Linked DNA regions of Homo sapiens: region 1 is linked to region 2. Evidence: read pairs that join two places in POLR2A ChIA-PET (ENCODE). Cell type or tissue: OCI-LY7. All regions are shown on one strand. Each heading gives the region's core, and the rest is flanking DNA. Links, peaks and the distances in the headings are about the cores only.

Region 1 (9,246 bases), core at 10-8,009, 510 kb after region 2:
CCCATCTCGGCCTCCCAAAATGCTGGGATTACAGGTGTGAGCCACCATGCCTGGCCGGGACCCTGACTCTTTAAAAAAAAAAAAAAAAAAAAAAAAAGTGACTCTTCTGGATGGACACAGCCTTTCTCCAGGGTCTACTGTCTGGCAACTAAAGTTCCCACTGGATTGCACACCTACCTCAGCTGAGAACCATCCAAGGCAGCCCTGACTGCACTGCCCTACCCAGGCAGCGTCCAGAGGCAGCGATCTGGAGCCAGAAAGGGTGGGAGGGAAAGAAATAAGGAAAAGAGTGATTTGGACTCTTCTGGGTCTCTCTACAACTTCCCCCTTTCTGCCTTCCTCCTCTCCAGGAAGCTCAAAGGCCCTGTGGCCCCCCAAGAATGGCAGGGGAGCCTCCTAGGCTCCCCTTATCACCTGGGCCCCGGGCCACGACTGCGGCTAGTGGTCAACAATCACAGGACCTCCACCCCCATCAACAACATCTTCGGCTGCATCGAAGGCCGCTCAGAGCCAGGTATGCTGTGTGTCCAGTATCACTCACAGCTGGTGGTGGGCTGGGGGAATTTCTGCCCATACACCCTGGCAAGATAGGGGGCTGGTGCAGGAGGCCCCAAGAGGGGACAGGAGTGGTGCCCAGAGGAGGGAAGCTGGCAAGTTGAGGCTGAACTGGGTCTGATGGTGGCAGCAGTGAACAGACCTCACCTTCCAGCCTGTCTAGTGATGGAATGGGGGTTGTTGCCCAGTAGTGAGCTCCCCAGCACTGGAAGTGAGTAAGCCTAAGTTGGATGATGTTGTAATAGAAACTCAAGCATGGGCCGGGTGTGGTGGCTCACGCCTGTAATCCCAGCACTTTGGGAGGCCCAGGCAGGTGGATCACTTGAGGTCAGGAGTTTGAGACCAGCTTGGCTAACATGGTGAAACCCCGTCTCTACTAAAAATACAAACATTAGCTGGGCCCGGTGGCATGCATCTGTAATTCCAGCTATTCCGGAGGCTCGGACAGGAGAATCACTTGAACCCAGGAGGTGGAGGCTGCTGTGAGCCGAGATTGTGCCATTGCACTCCAGCCTGGGCAACAGAGCAAGACTTTGTCTCAAGAAAAAGAAAAAAAAGAGAAAGAAAGAAAGAGAGAAAGAGAAAGAAAAAAAGAAAGAAAGAGAGAGAGAGAAAGGAAGGAAGGAAGGAAGGAAGGAAGGAAGACTCAAGCATGAAAGAAAGATCAGATCAGATTAGATAGAAGCATAGATGGCCCTTTCAAGCATAGCTAGATGTGGATGGCAGTGGAGAATTAAAATAAGTAATTGACAGATGGGGCAACAAAGCCAAGACTTCACAAAAAATTTAAAAATAAGAGAAATTGGCTGGGTGCGGTGGCTCACGCCTGTAATCCCAGCACTTTGGAAGGCCGAGGTGGGCGGATCATGAGGTCAGGAGATCGAGACCATCCTGGCTAACATGGTGAAACCCTGTCTACTAAAAATACAAAAAAATTAGCTGGGCATGGTGGCAGGCGCCTGTACTCCCAGCTACTCAGGAGGCTGAGGCAGGAGAATGGCGTGAACCCGGGAGGTGGAGCTTGCCGTGAGCCAAGATCGTGCCACTGCACTCCAGCCTGGGCAACAGAGCGAGACTCCAAAAAATAAATTAAATAAATAAATAAGTAAGTAAGTAAAAGAAATTAGCCGAGCATGGTGGCACACATCTGTGGTCCCAGCTACTTGGGAGGCTCAGGCAGGAGGATGGCTTGAGCCAGGGAGTTTGAAGCTGCAGTGAGCTATGATCACACCACTGCACACTCCAGCCTGGGTGACAGAAACCTTGTAAGTCCAGAATGACCTCAGGCACCCAGCTGAAGGAGCACACCATCCAGGAAGGGCCAAGTGGGGAGGGGCGCCCTCTTTAGGGACTGGAGGGACTGCAGGGCTAGGGTTGCCGGAATTGTGATGGGCTGAGAGACACAGGCAGATGGAGGATGCCCCCAGGGTGCAGGGTGCAGTGTCAGAAGTGGGTCCCAAACATCCCCTCCCCAGATCACTACGTTGTCATCGGGGCCCAGAGGGATGCATGGGGCCCAGGAGCAGCTAAATCCGCTGTGGGGACGGCTATACTCCTGGAGCTGGTGCGGACCTTTTCCTCCATGGTGAGCAACGGTAAGGTCAGGGCCAGGGCCTGGGCCTGGGCTAGGCAGCGGTGGGCCTGTGGCCCGAGGAGGATAGGGCAGAGAGGCAGTGAGGGACACAGACTGGCCAGTGGTCACTTGGACCTCGGCATCCACATTGTACCTGAGTGGCCCTGGGCCAGTCACTTCACCTCTATTTCGTCACCTAAAAATGAAAGTGAGGCCGGGTGCGGTAGCTCACGCCTGTAGTCCCAGCACTTTGGGAGGCCGAGGCAGATGGATCACCTGAGGTCAGGAGTTTGAGACCAGCCTAGCCAACATGGTGAAACCCTCTACTAAAAATACAAAAATTAGCCAGGCGTGGTGGAGGGCGCCTGTAATCCCAGCTACTAGGGAGGCTGAGGCAGGAGAATCGCTTGAACCTGGGAGGCGGAGTTTGCAGTAAGCCGAGATCGCACCACTGCACTCCAGCCTGGGCAACAGAATGAGCCTCCTTCTAAAAAAAAGAAAGAAAAGAAAAGAAAAAAAGTGACATGAATGATAATCATAGTCCATGGGTCTGTGTCAAGATTAAGCATGTTGGGCTGGACGTGATGGCTCATGCCTGTAATCCCAGCACTTTGGGAGGCCAACACAGGAGAATCGCTGGAGACCAGGAATTCAAAACCAGCCTGGGCAACATAGGGAGACTGCATCTCTACAAAAGTTTTTTAAAAATTGGCTGGACTTAGTGGTGCATGCCTGTAATCCCAGCTACTTGGGAGGCTGAGGCAAGAGGATGACTTGAACCTGAGAGGTCAAGGCTACATTGAGCCATGATTGCACCACTGCACTCCAGCCTGGGCGAGAGAGTGAGATCCTGTCTCAGAGAGAGAGACAGAGAAACAGAGACCCTGGGGGACCAGGACAGAAGAAGACAAGGGGAGGGTCTTTGCTTGGCCCCTGCTAAGCCTGTCCTCCTTCCCCTCTGTCCCCAGGCTTCCGGCCCCGCAGAAGTCTCCTCTTCATCAGCTGGGACGGTGGTGACTTTGGAAGCGTGGGCTCCACGGAGTGGCTAGAGGTGATACGGGGTCCCGGGCAGGTCGTTAGGCATTGGGGAGAGGTGGGGGTGGGGGGTTCCCACTCCACACTGGTCACCCACCCACAGGGCTACCTCAGCGTGCTGCACCTCAAAGCCGTAGTGTACGTGAGCCTGGACAACGCAGTGCTGGGTGAGCTGGGGCAGTGCCACCACCTGGCCCCCTGGGGTCCACCCTTGCCTCTGGGGCTGAGCCCTGAGCCTGGCATCCCTCCCCTCCCCTTTTTCCAGGGGATGACAAGTTTCATGCCAAGACCAGCCCCCTTCTGACAAGTCTCATTGAGAGTGTCCTGAAGCAGGCAAGAGCACCCCAGGAATAGGGGGTGAAGGGGAGTAGGTTGCGGGGAGGAGCAGAGCCTGATCAGTGCCCTTCCCCAACCCCCAGGTGGATTCTCCCAACCACAGTGGGCAGACTCTCTATGAACAGGTGGTGTTCACCAATCCCAGCTGGGATGCTGAGGTGTAAGTTGGGGGGGTAGGGAGAGCTGGGGAGGGATGTGGGGGAGCCTGAACCCACAGATCGCTCCAACCCACCTGCCCCCAGGATCCGGCCCCTACCCATGGACAGCAGTGCCTATTCCTTCACGGCCTTTGTGGGAGTCCCTGCCGTCGAGTTCTCCTTTATGGAGGTGAGACGTCCTCCCCCTGCCCCAGACACAGCGCTAGTCCTTCAGCCTGTCTGCCTCCGCCCCAGCGTCCACCCTGTCCTGGCAGGACGACCAGGCCTACCCATTCCTGCACACAAAGGAGGACACTTATGAGAACCTGCATAAGGTGCTGCAAGGCCGCCTGCCCGCCGTGGCCCAGGCCGTGGCCCAGCTCGCAGGGCAGCTCCTCATCCGGCTCAGCCACGATCGCCTGCTGCCCCTCGACTTCGGCCGCTACGGGGACGTCGTCCTCAGGCACATCGGGAACCTCAACGAGTTCTCTGGGGACCTCAAGGTTCAAGAGGCCCACCCCGCTCTTGGTCTCTGGGAGTGGGAGGCACTGCCCAGGCCAGGGGGTCCAGCCCCTTCTCTCTGCATTCCCTGGGGTCTAGGTCCTCTCTGGCAATCCAGCCCATTAACCCCCTGCCTCCAGTCTCCCAGCCCCCAGCATGTGCCATCGCCCAACCTGGCAGGTGCAGGATCTTCTCCCCACTCCCTTCATCCTGCCTCCAGCACTCTGTCCTCGTCTACCTCCTCCCTCCTGCGGCCAGGGGTCCCAGCCCCCTTCCCCATGCTAGGCGGGGGTCCTTGTCCCCATGCTAGGCGGGGGTCCTGGCCCCTGCCGCCAGCCCCAGCCCGCGCCTCCCCACCCCAGGCCCGCGGGCTGACCCTGCAGTGGGTGTACTCGGCGCGGGGGGACTACATCCGGGCGGCGGAAAAGCTGCGGCAGGAGATCTACAGCTCGGAGGAGAGAGACGAGCGACTGACACGCATGTACAACGTGCGCATAATGCGGGTGAGGCCCCGCCCTCCTCGCCCCGCCCCCAGTGTCCCGCCCCTCCCCTGGGGCTCCACCTCCTGGACCTGGCCCCGTCTGCGCGCTCCTCTCTCTCCCCGCCTACACAGTCCCGGTCCTCTGGATGCTCTCTTCCCAGTCCTGGACACGCAGTGCTCATAGATCGGTCAGGCTGGAGGACCCGAGCGATCAAAGTGATGAAATGGACAGGGAGGGCCAGCCTCTTGGCCACAGTCGCCTGGTTTACGCCTGGCAGAACTGGGACAATCCACCCTCCCCCACCCCTCCCCGCTGACTCCCCTCCTATAGCTCCCACTGCCTCCTCGACCCTTCTGGAAAGAAAAAGCATGTCCACACTGGTCCACAATACGAGGTTACAGGCTGGGAAGTGCAGAAGGCTAAAGATATTCAGAGTAAGAGAGCTGTTTTCCTTCTGATAATGAAATGGGTGAAATCCAGAAAGGCTGCCTGGAGGAGGTGTCACGTGAAAGTTAAACAAGAGCTTATTCCCTCACCAATCCCTTCTGCTTAGCTTTGAATCCTTTGCAGCCCACACCCCACCTCCAGTTCCAACTCCTCCACTTCCTTCCATTTTCTTACTCCAAGAACTCAACCCCTCAACCCTTTGATGTCAAGAAATGGGTGAGTAGGGACTGTGGCCATGGGGAAAGGTCTGCAGGGCAAAATAGTAAACAGGATCATCCTCAATGAGTGTGGGGTGAGCTGGGAACTGCAGTGTACACAGAGCCACTTGTGCACACACACTCACGGTTTTCAGAGCCAGCATGGCTACCCCTTGGAGGCTCATGTTATCTCTCCTCCTTGCATTTTCCTGCTTGTGCCCTCTGCCTGTCCCCCTTGGCCATTTACAAACCTATTGCTCTTGCTCGTTCTCCCTTGCCCAGACTAGAGTGCAGTGGCACCATCTCTGCTCACTGCAACCTCCAACTCCTGGGCTCAAGTGATCCTCCCACCTCAGCCTCCCTAGTAGCTGGGAGTACAGGCACGTGCCATGACGCCCGGCTAAATTTTTCTATTTTTTGTAGAGACAGGGTTTTACCATGTTGCCCAGGCTGGTCTCAAACTCCTGGCCTCAAGTGATCCTCCTGCCTCGGCCTCCCAAATTGCTGGGGTTACAGGCGTGAGCTACTGAACCTGGCCTTCTCCTCTCCTTCTTATATCTCTTTCTCCATTCATTCTTCTTTAACCTTTGCCTCCTCTACTGGAACAGGGGTGACCCTGGGGTGAGGCAATAGGTTGGGTATGGTTCATTCTCATTCACAGATCTTGGTTTAACCTCAGCTGTGTCAGCATGCAGAAGACAAAAACACCCACCTTTCAAAGTTGCCATACCCCTGTCCCCACCAGGGATAAAAGGGACCTGCGTGTAAGATGCATGACTTAGGCCAGGCACGGTGGCTTACGCCTGTAATCTCAGCACTTTGGGAGGCTGAGGTGGGCGGATCACCTGGGGTCAGGAGTTCGAGACCAGCCTGACCAACATGGAGAAACCCCGTCTCTACTAAAAATACAAAATTAGCTGGGCATGGTGGCACACGCCTGTAATCCCAGCTACTCAGGAGGCTGAGGCAGGAGAATCACTTGAGCCTGGGAGATGGAGGTTGCAGTGAGCCGAGAGCACGCCATTGCACTCCAGCCTGGGCAACAAGAGCGAAAATCCATCTCAAAAAAAAAAAAAAAAAGAAAAAGAAAAAGAAAAAGATGCATGACTCAGGCTCAGGGATGGAGAGGGAAGGACTCAGGACTTCAGAGCCTGCAATACAGGATTGGGCCAGACCCAGTGAATTTTATGGCTCTAGACCAGGGGTTGGTGAACTACTGCCCATTGGCCAAATTCAAACTGCCGCTTGTTTTTTTGTTTTTTTTTTTTCTGAGACGGTCTCACTCTGTTGCCCAGGCTGGAGTGCAGTAGCATGATCTGGGCTCACGGCAACCTCCACCTCCCGGGCTCAAGCAATCCTCTCACCTCACCTCAGCCTCCTGAGTAGCTGGGACTACAAGGACACACTACCACACTCCGCTAATTTTTAAAATTTTTTGTAGAGATGGGATCTCACTATATTGTCCAGGCTTGTCTCAAAATCCTGGGCTCAAGCGACTCTCCCACCTCAGCTTCCCAAGGTGCTGGGATTACAGGCGTGAGCCTCTGCTCCCTGTTTTTGTAAATAAAGTTTTATTGAAACAGCCATGCTTATTGGTTTTCACGCTCTCTATGGCTACTTTTGTGTAATAGCAGCAACGTTAAGTAGCTGCAATAAAAGCAGCATGGCCTGCAAAATCTAAAATATTTACTATCTGGCATTTCACAGAAAAAGTTTGCTGACCTTGGCTTTAGACTGTGACTTGGATCTTGAAGAACAGGCAGGATGTGGATTGATGCAAAGTAAAGAGGACATTTCAGGGTGGAGAGACCAGAATTCGGGTGTGGCAGTGAAATCAGTCTGGTTTTACTTGGAAGCGGGGTGTGGACCAGCAGAGCCAGAACAGGGGCCCCATGAAGAGGCAGAGGGGAGGGGACCACCAAATGTGGTGTTATCGATCAACTGTGGGGAGCCTCGAACACCAGGATTAGAAGTTTGGATGTTAAGGGTCTTAGCATCAAGGAAATTAGAGAGGTTTTTGAGCAGAGAGGTGATGTGAGCAAAGGGGAGTTTTTATTTTTATTTATTTTTCTTTCTTTATTTTTTGGAGACAGTGTCTTAATGTCACCCAGACTGGAGTGCAGTGGCGCGATCCCGGCTCACTGTAACCTCTGCCTGTCGGGTTCAAGTGATTCTCCCACTTCTGCCTCCCGAGTAGCTGGGACTACAGGCGCGCACAACCATGCCTAATTTTTTTTTTTTTTTTTTTTTTTGGTAGAGAAGGGGTTTCATCATGTTGGCCAGGCTGGTCTTGAACTCCTGACATCAAGTGATCTGCTCACCTCAGCCTCCCAAAGTGCTAGGATTACAGGCGTGAGCTACTGCGCCCGGCTGGGAGTTTTTGTTTTTGAAATGAGGTCTCACTGTGTTGCCCAGACTGGTATTGAACTCCTGGGCTCAAGTGATCCTCCCACCTTGGCCTCCTGAGTAGCTGGGACTATAGGTGCACACCACCACACCCGACTAATTTTTTATTTTTATTTTTGTAGAGATGAGGGTTTCCATACATTGCCCAAGCTGGTCTCAAACTCCTGAGCTCAAGTAATCCTCCTACCTTGGCCTCCCAAAGTGCTGGGATTACAGGCAGGAGCCACCATGCTGGACAACAAAGTAGAGTTTTTAGGAGTGATTTTGGTCAGATTGCAAATGTCTTGAGAGTGGCAGGTGGGAGCAAATGCTCATAGGTGGGGACTGGACCGATGTCAGGTGTTTAGAAGGAGAAATTGACAGATTTGATGTTGAGGGAAGAGGAGGAGAATAATAATAATAGTTGTCTTAGAATAGAAGAATAATAAAATAGCAGTTGCCATTTGTTTTTGTTTGTTTTTTGAGACGGAGTCTCGCTCTGTCACCAGACTGGAGTGCAGTGGCACGATCTCGGCTCGCTGCAACCTCCGCCTCCCGGGTTAAAGCTATTCTCCTGCCTCAGCCTTCTGAGTAGCTGGGACAACAGGCATGTGCCACCACACCCAGCTAATTTTTGTATTTTTAGTAGAGACGGGGTTTCGCCATGTTGGCCAGGATGGTCTTGATCTCTTGACCTCGTGATCTACCCACCTTGGCCTCCCAAAGTGCTGGGATTACAGGCATCAGCCACTGTGCCCGGCCTGTTTGTTTGTTTGTTTGTTTGGTTTTGTTTTCTGAGACAGAGTCTTGCTCTGTCACCCAGGCTGGAGGGCAGTGGCACGATCTTGGCTCACTGCAACGTCCGCCTCTTGGGTTCAGGCTATTCTTGTGCCTCAGCCTCCTGACTAGATGGGATTACAGGGACACATCAGCATACCTGGCTAAATTTTTTGTATTTGTAGTAGAGACAGGGTTTTGCCATGTTGGCCAGGCTGGTCTCAAACTCCTGACCTCAGATGATCCACCCGCCTCAGCCTCTGAAAGTGCTGGGATTACAGGCATGAGCCACTGTGCCCAGCTGCAGTTACCATAGTAGAAGGTTACCACATGCTAGAGGATTTATTTCATTTGCTTCCCCCAGCGCTGAGGTTGCTAGTATTATATCCAGAAACTGGGGCTAGGAGAGGCTAAGAAACTTACCTGAAATCATATAGTTAGTAAGTGGAAGAGCCGAAATTGGAGGCCAGGTAGTCTACCTTCAAAGCCTGTGCTCACCCCATGCTCACTCCCCTTTGAGGGTGACAGCTTGACACCTGCAGAAAGCCATGGGCCACATGAGTGTGGGCCCAACGCCCAGGTTTGGGAAGAGATCGGTACTGATATGTCCAGGTGCTCCCAAACCCAGTGGGGAGGTCCAGATGGCTGGAGGGCAGGATTCCAGTGGGTCACTGGGTGGGGAGATTTGGCATCTGTCCCCACAGAGGTCCTGGTTGACATCAGGGGCACAGATGAGCTCTGTGAGTGAATGATGGAGGCCTTAAAAAGATGTGAGCATCTGAAAATCAGCTGGGTATGGTGGCACGTGCCTGCACTCCCAA
Region 2 (10,834 bases), core at 1,696-9,695:
GCCCAACTGCCTGTGGCTGTTAAGTAATAATGATGATAGCAGCAGCTGGGCACAGTAGCTCATGCTTGTAATCCCAGCACTTTGGGAGGCTGAGCCCCAGAGTTCAAGACCAGCTTGAACAACATAGTGAGACCCTGTCTCTACAAAAAATAAAATTAAAAAATTAGCTGGGGCCGGGTGCAGTGGCTCACGCCTGTAATCCCAGCACTTTGGGAGGCTGAGCCCAGGAGTTCGAGACCAGCTTGGACAACATAGTGAGACCCTGTGTCTACAAAAAATACAATTAAAAAATTAGCTGGGGCCAGGTGCAGTGGCTCACACCTGTAATCTCAGCACTTTGGGAGGCTGAGGCAGGTGGATTACCTGAGGTCAGAAGCTCGAGACCAGCCTGGCCAACATGGCAAAACCCTATCTCTACTAAAAATACAAAAATTAACCGGGCATGGTGGCACATGCCTGTAATCCCAGCTACTCAGGAGGCTGAGAAAGGAGAATCTCTTGAACCCGGGAGGCGGAGGTTGTAGTGAGCAGAGAGATCAAGCCATTGCATTCCAGCATGGGTGACAGAGCGAGACTTTTTTTTAAAAAAAAAAAAAAAAGAAAGAAAACGAATTAGCTGGGTAGTGAGTGGTGCGCACCTGTAGTCCCAGCTGCTTGGGAGGCTGAGACAGGATTGTTTGAGCCCAGCAGTTCAAGGCTGCAGTGAGCTGTGATTGCACCACTGCACTCCAGCCTAAACAACAGAGACCCCCTCTCTAAAATAATGATAATAATGAGATCAAGTTACTCAACCTCTCTGTGTCTCAGTTTTCCTGAGTGCTTGCTACTTTTTTTTTTTTTTTTTTTTTTGAGACGGAGTCTCACTCTGTTGCCCAGGCTGGAGTCCAGTGGCGTGATCTCGGCTCGTTGCAAGCTCTGCCTCCTGGTTTCACGCCATTCTCCTGCCTCAGCCTCCTGAGTAGCTGGGACTACAGGCACCCGCCACTGCGCCTCGTTAATTTTTTGTGTGTTTTTAGTGGAGACGGGGTTTCACCAACCTGGCCAGGCTGGTCTTGAACTCCTGACCTCGTGATCCACCCGCCTTGGCCTCCCAAAGTGCTGGGATTACAGGTGTGAGCCACCACACCCGGCCTAATTTTTGTATTTTTAGTAGAGACAGGGTTTCACCTTGTTGGCCAGGCTGGTCTCAAACTCCTGACCTCAGGTGATCCGCCCACCTTGGCCTCCTAAAGTGCTGGGATTACAGGCCTGAGCCACCACGCCCAGCCGCTTGCTACTATTATTTCAACAAAGCTTACTTGAGAAACCACCTAAAAAAATGATTTCAAAAAAAGATGGTGTCTCCTTGACAAATTTGCTTTTGACTGAATATTTTTACCATTAAGGGATTTACAACATTCATACTCTTTGCCCACAGATGAGCAGATAAATAATTCCACTGTTTGAGGTTTACAAGAAATGTACAATAACGGTAGCTGGAGGCAGATCTTGTTAATTTTTCATCCCTAAAGAACAGCGGGCCAGGCATGGTGGCCCAGCACTTTGTGATCACAGTACTTTGGGAGGCCGAGACAGGTGGATTGCTTGAGCCTAGGAATTCGAGACCAGCCTGGGCAATATAGTGAGACACCATCTCTCCAAAAAATGCAAATATTAGCAGGGCTTGGCGGCGCACACCTGTGGTCCCAGCTACTCGGGAGGCTGAGGTGCGAGGATGGCTTTGGGCCCAGGAGATGGAGGCTGTAATAAGCTAAGATTGTGCCACTGCACTTTTGCCTCAGCAACAAAGCGAGACCCTGTCTTAAAAGAAAAAAAAAAATAGAGAAGGGAAGACAAACTTAGAACAGGCAAGGGACAGGGCCAGGCAAAGTCAAACAGGGCTGGGCAGGTCTCGTGCTGTGAGTCTACATCATTTTTGTCCTCACAATAGCTGAGAGTCTGTTAAATGGGGCATTTCCTGGAACAAGCCTCCTCTGTGGTGAGGGGGCTTTTTGAAGAACTCTTTTTCCTCTAGAGCCATCTCAGCATGGATGAGCAGTTTTTGAACTGTATACTGCAGAGTTAGGGCTAATTTGTTCTGCTTTTTGAAGCATTTTGTGCAAAAAGAGGCTGTTTAGCTTTCCAAGCAAATCTGTTAGAGACAGGTAACTTTTCAGCCACTAGCCTGGGGCCTGGAATTAGTCATACTTTCAGGGTATAAGGAGGTTGAAAGGTACACCTGAGCCAAGCTGGGCATGGTGGCTCACAACTGTAATCCCAGCAATTTGGGAGGCCGAGGCAGGAGGATTGTTTGAGCCCAAAAGTTCAAAACATGGTGCAACCCCGTCTCTACAAAAAATTGTTTAAAAAGCAATAGAAATGAGCTGGGTGTTCAGGGGGCTGCATCTCTGAATCCTATCTTCAGGGTTCTGGAGTTAGACAGTATACAAGTTCAACAGATGGTTATTGGTCTTTTTTCAGTTTAAAAAATTATTTTTGAATATTTGAACAGAAACTAATGGAGGGAAGTGTGCCCTCTGCCAAAAGCCTTCGAGATGCTGGAGAAAGATAATAAAAGACTTTTCAGGAAGCCATTTTCAAGAAGATGCTAGAGTATATATAACAAGAGAGCCTTGTTTTCAAGAAACCTGATACCTTGATGGGCTTGGGGAGGGTAAGACACACACACACAAAGCTAAGGAACACTCGAGAATCCAAGCACTGTTACAGACCAGGGAGAAGAAAACTCAGTCAGTGTCGAGTTGAGAGTGATGATGTTTTGATCCCCTTCCTTCCTTCCTTCCTTCCTTCCCTCCCTCCCTCCCTCCTTTCCTTCCTTCCTTCCTTTCTTTTTCTTTCTTTCTTTCTTTCTTTCTTTCTTTCTTTCTTTCTTTCTTTCTTTCTTTCTTTCTTTCTTTCTTTCTTTCGTTCTTTCTTTCTTTTTCTTTTTCTTTCTTTCTTTCTCTCTTTCTTTATTTTTCTCTCTCTTTCCTCTGTCTTTCTCTCTCTCTTTCTCTCTTTCTTTTCTTAGAGGAAGAGTCTCACTATGTTGTCCAGGCTGGTCTGAAACTCCTGGCCTCAAGCAATCTTCCTGCCCCGGCCTCCCAAAGTGCTGAGATTACAGGCGTGGGCCACTGCGCCGGACCTGAGAGTGATATTGGCTGGATCCATGGGAAGTCCTAGGTGGAGGAACTGGAACTTGAGCTGGGTTTGAAGAATGGGGAGTGGGAGTAGAGGGGTGGGAAGCATTTGGTGCTGGAAGGAAGTGTCATGAACAGAGTTGGGAACCCACAGTGACAGTGACTTACGAGCAGGCCCATCTGCATAAGTGGAAAGTTTATGGCAGGGGAACATTTTTTTCCTTTTTGAGGATGATTCCCAGGGGCAGAATCAACTTATCCTTGGGGCTTGTGGCAGAGCTGAGGTGACCATTTCATGGACTCCCCCATGTTGGGCCAACCTGGATGTAGGAAGGTCTCTTCCACCCATGAGGTCTATGGACCAACAGGATTTTGATTCTGGGTTTGTTGTTGTCTTTGTAGTTGTTGTTTTTTGAGAGGGAGTCTCGCTCTGCCACCCAGCCTGGAGTTCAGTGATGCAATCTCAGCTCACTGCAACCTCTGCCTCCTGGCTTCAAGTGATTCTCCTGCCTCAGCCTCCCGAGTAGCTGGGATTACAGGCGCCAGCCACCACGCCCGGCTAATTTTTGTATTTTTAGTAGAGACGGGGTTTCACCATGTTGTCCAGGCTGGTCTCAAACTCCTGACCTTAGGTGATCCACCCACCTCGGCTTCCCAAAGTGCTGGGATTACAGGCATGAACCACCACACCTGGCCTAGGCTTCTGATTTCTTGTACCACCGGTGTGAAATGGAGAAGGTGAAGGCAGTGACTGTCCTGACATATTCTTCGTATTTATTTATTTTATTATTTTTTTGAAACATTTTTACATGTTTATTTATCAAAAGTGAAAAAGCATACAATTCAACACAATTTCAATAGCATTTGACACCACCCCTGTGGATCCTGTACATGGCTGACGTCACCGTCCAGTGCAAAATCAAAAAAGAAAGAAAGAAAAACCCCAAAGAAAGAGGATTTTTCAGTGGAGAACATGGTGGGCTGATTAGGCTTCTATTAGATTACATTCATTTCACATCTGTGTGCAATTCTCCCATAAATTGGTCTTTAAAATATATATATATATTTAAAGATATTAGAAATATATATTTAAGTATATTTAAAATATATATATTTTTAAAGAGACGGGGGTCTTGGTATGTTGCCCAGGCTGGTCTTGAACTCCTGGGCTCAAGCAATCCTCCCGCCTTGGCCTCCCAAAGTGCATTACATCCATCTTTGTGCCCTACCCTCTGGCTGGTAGGTTTTCAGAAATATTATCTAAGGTAGTTGAATCCGAGCTGCCTGTCTCTCTCACCCACCCCCCCCTCACGTGTCCACTGCTCACACACAGCAGCCGGAAATGACACATTGAAGTGAGTCACCAATGCGGCTGTGAGTCACCCTGTAATTGGGGAAAGTTCTGTCCTGGTAGGTCATGCAGCCCCTTGCATTTCTGCTCCTAAATCTATTGAACACATTGGAAACCACTCTGTCCTCATCTGAGTCTCTGTCCCCCCACTCCGTCCTTTTGATCCCCTGAAGGAGGATGAAATTGTATGGTCAATTTCCATCAAGGGGAAAAAGAGGGGCGCGGGGGGCGCGAGGGTCTCAGGCGGCCACAAGGTGGCAGTGTGGGCTCCGTCACGCTGGATGTCCGGAGGGGTGTGTGCCAGTCAAGTGGCTGGACTTCCTGAGATACGGTGACACAGACCACAAAGAAACACTAGGAGCGAGTTTAAATAATATTATTTTCCTTAGTAGTTCTCTTTCTCTCTAACAAGCACTCAAGGGCAAGGATATGATAAATATTTAGGTACACCCCTCCCCACCAAGAGATTGGGGGGTGAAGAGCTGGGCACGCATCTGACATTTCTTCCTCTATTCCTATAAAAATAAAAGGAAGCAGAAATCTGCTTCAATGAGTAAACAAGTCACCTACACTCCAAAATAACCCATGCACACTGTTTCTGGGGAGGGAGATGGCCAGGCCAGGAGAGTTGGGCCACATGATGGGGGACATTCACTCTGCCACCTGCAGCACCCCTGTACTGGGGAGGGGTGGCCAGTGCCACAGTGGACTCTGAGATGAAAGGGTGTTTCTTCCACTGGCCTTTGGCCTGTCACCAGCCTCCTCCGCGGTGGCAGGCAGTACAAGAGTGATGGCAATGTGACTGGAACAGAAATAGTTTCTACCAGGCACACAAAAGCTCCTGTAAGCCCCGTAGTTCCATCCTGCAAAGGGCCTCAGTGGGAACCAGGTCTGCAGACCCGAGTGGGCAGAGAGACGGGTGGAAGCAGGTGCCCCAGATGGTCCCGCAGGCGTCACCGTCTGGTTTGGAGACCTTAAGGGAGTTGTGCTTCAAACTTCTCTCCCAGGGTCTCAGGTGGAGACTAGGGAGTTTGACCTAAAGGTCCTCCAAGGAGAGGCCAAGGTCTTGGAGACAGATCTGGTTTACCATCTTTTAACAAAAGGCAAATGTCTTCTCTTCCTTCAGAAAGAGTCATTAACACTAAAATTCTTTTCTTCGGAGTTTCTTCTTTCCCGATGCATCTCCAGTTTTGTCCCAGATGAAGGCGTCTTTCCCCAGGGTCAGGGTTCCATCACTTGGCCCATGAAAAGGACTGTTCCTGAGGGTGGAAGAACCATGGGGGTTGAGAAGCAGAAGGAGTGGGACAGCTCATCAGGCTGGATGTGGGTGGAAGGACTGAGATCTAGGCAGATGAGTGAGCTGTCTGGAGTCGCAGCTGCCTGAGTCACAGAGCGGGGACCCGGCACTGTCTGTGGGTGATAGAAGGTAGCCTCCTCTTGGGACAGGAAGCAGGGTAGGGTTATGGGTTCCCTGCCCAGAGCCCTCTCAGGGATAGAGGGATGTCTGCATCTGTCGGGACTAGTTCCTGAGAGAAAGAATGGGTGGGAGGATGTGGAACGTGATGGGTTCCAGGCTCACCTGTGGGGTTGTGCCGGACCACAAAGAGGAAGGGTCTGTCCATGATGATCTCCTCGGGGGCCATGCGGGCTGAGACTATGACAGCTGCAAGAGAAGGGACAATGTCTTAGAACAGAGGGATGCTGGCACTGGCACCACCCCCACCCCCGCCGTTTTTCTTAGAGACAGGGTCTCCCTCTGTCGCCCAGGTGGGAGTGCAGTGGCACCTTCATGGCTCACTGCAGCCTTGAACTCATGGGCTCAAGTGATCCTCCCACCTCAGTCTCCCAAGTAACTGGGGCTACAGGTGCATGCCACCATGCCTGGCTAATTTTTTTCTAATTTTTGTAGAGACACAGTCTCATTATATTGCCCAGGCTGGTCTCAAATTCCTGGGCTCAAGCGATCCTCCTGCCTCGGCCTCCCAAAGTGCTGGGATTACAGGTGTGAGCCACTAAGCCCAGCTGGAAGTTGTTTGTTTTCCTGAATATGAACCTTAAAAGTTTAGGGACATCCTCTGAGACCTGGTTTCCTCCAGGAGCTTGGTAGCAATGGATCAGCTCTTCCCTTACACACATTTATCTAAATCCTTTAAGGGCTTATTGATAAGCTCTTTCTTTTCTTTTCTTCTCTTTCTTTCTCTTTCTTTCTTTCTTTCTTTCTTTCTTTCTTTCTTTCTTTCTTTCTTTCTTTCTTTCTTTTCTCTCTCTCTCTCTTTCTTTCTTTCTTTTCTTCAGAGTCATGCTCTATTGCCCAGGCTGGAGTGCAGCAGCGTGATCTCGGCTCACTGCAACCTCTGCCTCCTGGATTCAAGTGATTCTCCTGCCTCAGCCTCCCAAGTAGCTGGGACTACAGGCACATGCCACCACGCCTGCCTAATTTTTGTATTTTTAGTAGAGATAGGGTTTTGCCATGTTGCCCAGGCTGGTCTCGAATTCCTGACCTCAAGTGATCCACCTGCCTTGGTCCCCCAAAGCGCTGGGATTACAGGTGGGAGCCACCATGCCCAGCCTGATAAGCATGTTTCTTAAGTTTACTTCCCACTGTGGGAACAACTTGGGTTTTTCTTTAGGAGGCCTTTTCACAGTCAGGGAACTTAGGAGCCATCAGGCGAGGAAACAGGGTTCCATGGTCCCAAGCCCGTTTTCCAGGCTGAGAAACAGGTGGGGAGTGGGTGATGGCTGAGCACAGACAGAGCTGCTCTGTGCCGAGAGGGCTGCGGGGTCCTTTCCGGGTCTGGGGACCAGTTATCCTGAAGGGCGATGGAGGCGACACCCGTGGAGCCTCACCTGAGCCAGACTCACCTGTGGATGAGGAGGCCACCGTGCCACTCTCGTTCACCTCGATCTTCACTTTCTGCAGCGCCTGCGCGACGTGGAGAGGCTCTTGGTCTGAAACAGATGTGGATACAGGATTAGATCAGCTGCCGCTCTCAAGGAGAGGTTCCTTTTTCCTCTTAGGGGCCCCCGCAGTCCACTGGGGTGAGAAAATGCAAAGGAAAGTCTTCTTACCTGAAAGACTCGTGAAGTCAGCCTGAAACTGTCTGAACATGTCGGTCATTCCCAGGTTCTCTAGGGGCTTCCTGAGGTCGACTTCAGTCTCCAGGGAGAACCTGCAGATAGCAGCAAGAGGCTGCTCAAGCCGGGGTCCCCTCTGGCTGGCAGCTCCCACCTTTCCCCATCCCCTACCAGGTGTCCCCCGAATCAAGTGGCCAGAATAGGGACGGAGGTGAAGGTTGGAGAGGGAGGCCTGGTTCGTTCGTTCTTTCTTTCCTTTCTTTTTCTTTCTTTCTTTCTTTCTTTCTTTCTTTCTTTCTTTCTTTCTTTCTTTCTTTCTTTCTTTCTCTCTCTCTCTTTCTTTCTCTCTCTCTTCTTTCCTTTCCTTTCCTTCCTTCCTTCCTATTTTTCTTTTTTTTTTTTTGAAACAGATTCTTGCTCTGTCCCCCAGGCTGGAGTGCAGTGGCGTGATCTCGGCTCACTGCAGCCTCCACCTCCCAGGTTCATGTGATTCTCTGGCCTCAGCCTCCGGAGTAGCTGGGATCATAGGCGCTCGCTACCACGGCTGGCTAATTTTTGTATTTTTAATAGAGACAGGGTTTCACCATGTTGGCCAGGCTGGTCTCAAACTCCTGACCTCAAGTGATCCGCCCGCCTTGGCCTCCCCAAATGCTGAGATTACAGGCATGAGCCACCACACCCAGCCGGCCTGGTTCTTCTTCTAAAGCTGTTTACAAAGTCCCCCCTTAGAGCTGAAAATCCTAATATTCATGAACATTCTTCTGCAATCTCCCCACCCCCTCCCACCTATGACTAATTACTTTCCTCAAATAAGACAGTAGTTTCAGCATAATTTTATTCAGCCTGGCTGGGGTGGGGGAAGCTAAGGGCAAATTCTCCTGCAAGGATGTTGGAACAAAAATCTGTTCTGCAGATTGTGTTTCTGAGAGCTAACCCTGAAGAGGACTCAAGCAGGGGGCCTTTGTGCACTCTCTGCTTCTCACCAGGGCACAACTAATTACCTCCATTTTTATGAGCCAGAGAGAGAGGAGAAAAAAAAAAAAGAGGAAGAGAGAGGATGCAAGTGAGAGCACGCACCAGCTAACCAACTAAATTCTCCTCTTTCCCCAAGCCTGGCATTATAGCATCCGGAAATTTGGGATGAGCGTGGTGGGAGGCTTCCCTATAATTCTGGAGTTCCCCAGCTCCAGCCTTCTCCTTCTGCAGAAAGATTTCAAAAAATCTCTTTGCTTCCTTCTGCAGAAGGATTTCGAAAAATCTGCTTTCTTGGAACCCCAGCTAGAAGCTGCGCTTTGAGCTGCTCCGTCCTTGGAAGTGATTTCTTTTGTTTGGATGTTGACTTGAAAGGGTTGGGGATGGAAGTGCTGATGGGGCGACCCTAAGTAGATGTGGACTGATTGGGCCCCCACCTCCCTCATTTCTCTGACTCTCCTTTTGGGGGCTTTTGCTGGGTATTCTGGGGATAGTCAATGTGGGGGTGTGGTCAGGAAGAGCTGTCCCCTGCCCTCCAGCAGAAACAGGGGGAGGGATGATTGCAAGACTCATAATCAAACCCAGGCCACAGTTTCCCATCAGCCTCCCACACATGCATGTCCTGCAAGCATCACAGATCTGGGAAATTCAACCTGGGGGCGGTGACTTTAGGGAGCCAGGAGAGAGGGGTTGGTAGGTCGGGGAGATAGCGGGGTGGCTTACTTGGGCAGAACCAGGAGGCGGGGCAGCCTGGTCATGTTGCCTTTCCAGTGGCTGATGAGCTGGGCACTCAGAATGTTGGTGAGGGCAGAGAGAGGCACCTCTTTTTCATAAGGGGCAGCAATGAACATGCTGAGGGTGTCCCCGTGGTAGGGCAGTTCCAGGATGTCGTAGTAATGGCCATCGGGCGTGGTGAACTCAGCTGTGAAGACGACAAGATGGTTCGTTGGAAATGGCTCCAGCTCTCGCTGATGGCAACCCAGCACTGGGTTTTCACCTAGTTCTCCTGGCTTCTCCACTATTTCTGGAAGCCAGGCTCTCTCTCGCTCTTGGCTTTTGGGTATCCCCTGTTCACTGCTCCCCTATTCAGTATTTTAATTTCTATTTCCCTTCTCTTCTGCCAATTCAGTATCTTCTAATTTCTCTCTCTCTGTGTGTGTGCATGTGTGTGTGTGTGTGTGTGTGTGTAAGAGACAGGGTCTCACTGTCACACAGACTGGAGCGCAGTGGTGCAATCATAGCTCACTGCAGCCTCCGAATCCGGTTCAAATGTTCCTCCCGCCTCAGCTTCTGTATTTTGTTTGTTTGTTTGTTTGTTTGTTTTGAGAAGGAGTCTCACTCTGTCGCCCAGGCTGGAGTGCAATGGCATGATCTCGGCTCACTGCAACCTCCCCCTCCCGGGTTCAATAGATTCTCCCACCTCAGCCTCCTGAGTAGCTGGAATTACAGGCACCTGCTATCATGCCCAGCTAATTTTTGTATTTTTATACAGATGGGGTTTCACCATGTTGGCCAGGCTGGTCTTGAACTCCTGACCTCAGGTCATCCACCCGCCTTGACCTCCCAAAGTGCTGGGAATACAGGCGTGAGCCACCGTGCCTGGCCTCACCTCAGCTTCTTGAGTAGACTACAGATGCATGTCACCAAGCCTGGCTAATTAAAAAAAATTTTTTTTTTGTAGAGGCAGGGTCTTGCTATGCTGCCCAGACTGGTATTCAACTTCTGGCCTCAAGCAATCCCCCTTCTCAGCCTCCCAAAGTGCTGGGATTATAGGCGTGAGTCGCCGCGCCAGGCCTTCTCTGTCTCTTTTGGCCTTCCTTCACTTCCATTTTCCCCACACCCAGCCACCAGTTCATCCCAGTCCTCATCCTTTTTTTTTTTTTTTTTTTTTTGAATGGAATTTCACTCTTTTGCCCAGGCTGGGGTGAAGTGGCTCAATTTCGTTCGGCTCACTGCAACCTCCACCTCCCGGGCTCAAGTGATTCTCCTGCCTCAGCCTCCCGAGTAGCTGGGATTACAGGCGCCTGCCACCACACCTGGCTAATTTTTGCATTTTTAGTAGAGACAGGGTTTCACCATGTTGGCCAGGCTGGTCTCAAACTCCTGACCTCAAACTCCTGATCCACCTGCCTTGGCCTCCCAAAGTGCTGGGATTACAGGCGTGAGCCACAGCACCTGGAGTCCTCATCCTCTTAACCTCAACTCCCCCAGCAGGATTTCTCATCCCCAGGTAATCACACTAGCAACACACGAAGATGAGACCCTGGAGTCAGGTGGACAAATGTGGCCCTGAGGGAATCTCTGGATTTCAGCTTCT

What was found. ChIA-PET counts read pairs that join two places held together with the same protein. Peaks named below come from ENCODE experiments on the same cell type or tissue, not always from the same donor. Only the 100,000 strongest peaks of a DNase experiment are listed, where the experiment ranks them.
Region 1: POLR2A ChIA-PET joins it to region 2 with 11 read pairs; 2 of 35 experiments call an interaction of 5 or more read pairs at or near these places.

What each region holds. Positions count from the first base shown.
Region 1 is chr7:100,622,157-100,631,402 of GRCh38, reverse strand. TFR2 (transferrin receptor 2) reads left to right here. Exons shown (of 18, transcript NM_003227.4): 9 at 351-514; 10 at 2,031-2,150; 11 at 3,097-3,179; 12 at 3,267-3,330; 13 at 3,429-3,496; 14 at 3,583-3,659; 15 at 3,742-3,826; 16 at 3,912-4,139; 17 at 4,500-4,640. LOC124901709 (a long non-coding RNA gene) reads right to left here. Exons shown (of 3, transcript XR_007060454.1): 1 at 8,849-9,246; 2 at 178-247. It overlaps LOC124901710 (a long non-coding RNA gene), which reads left to right and starts at 4,653. Exons shown (of 2, transcript XR_007060455.1): 1 at 4,653-5,053; 2 at 5,173-6,849. RefSeq lists enhancers at 3,443-4,205, 4,503-4,797, 4,206-4,970 and silencers at 4,448-4,507, 4,568-4,707. In OCI-LY7, for the core only: CTCF peaks have their summits at 1,681 and 1,881; DNase peaks (open chromatin) are centred at 1,882 and 4,622; H3K4me3 peaks cover 1,004 bases; H3K27ac peaks cover 379 bases.
Region 2 is chr7:101,132,300-101,143,133 of GRCh38, reverse strand. It overlaps SERPINE1 (serpin family E member 1), which reads right to left. Exons shown (of 9, transcript NM_000602.5): 5 at 9,241-9,439; 6 at 7,540-7,640; 7 at 7,333-7,419; 8 at 6,050-6,133; 9 at 3,887-5,729. The coding sequence ends at 5,692. Among named protein-coding and RNA genes, the nearest start is that of SERPINE1, 11 kb to the right of the region's middle. RefSeq lists enhancers at 4,247-5,022, 7,311-7,812. In OCI-LY7, for the core only: CTCF peaks have their summits at 4,500 and 4,705 (motif pointing right); DNase peaks (open chromatin) are centred at 4,473 and 4,753; H3K4me3 peaks cover 214 bases.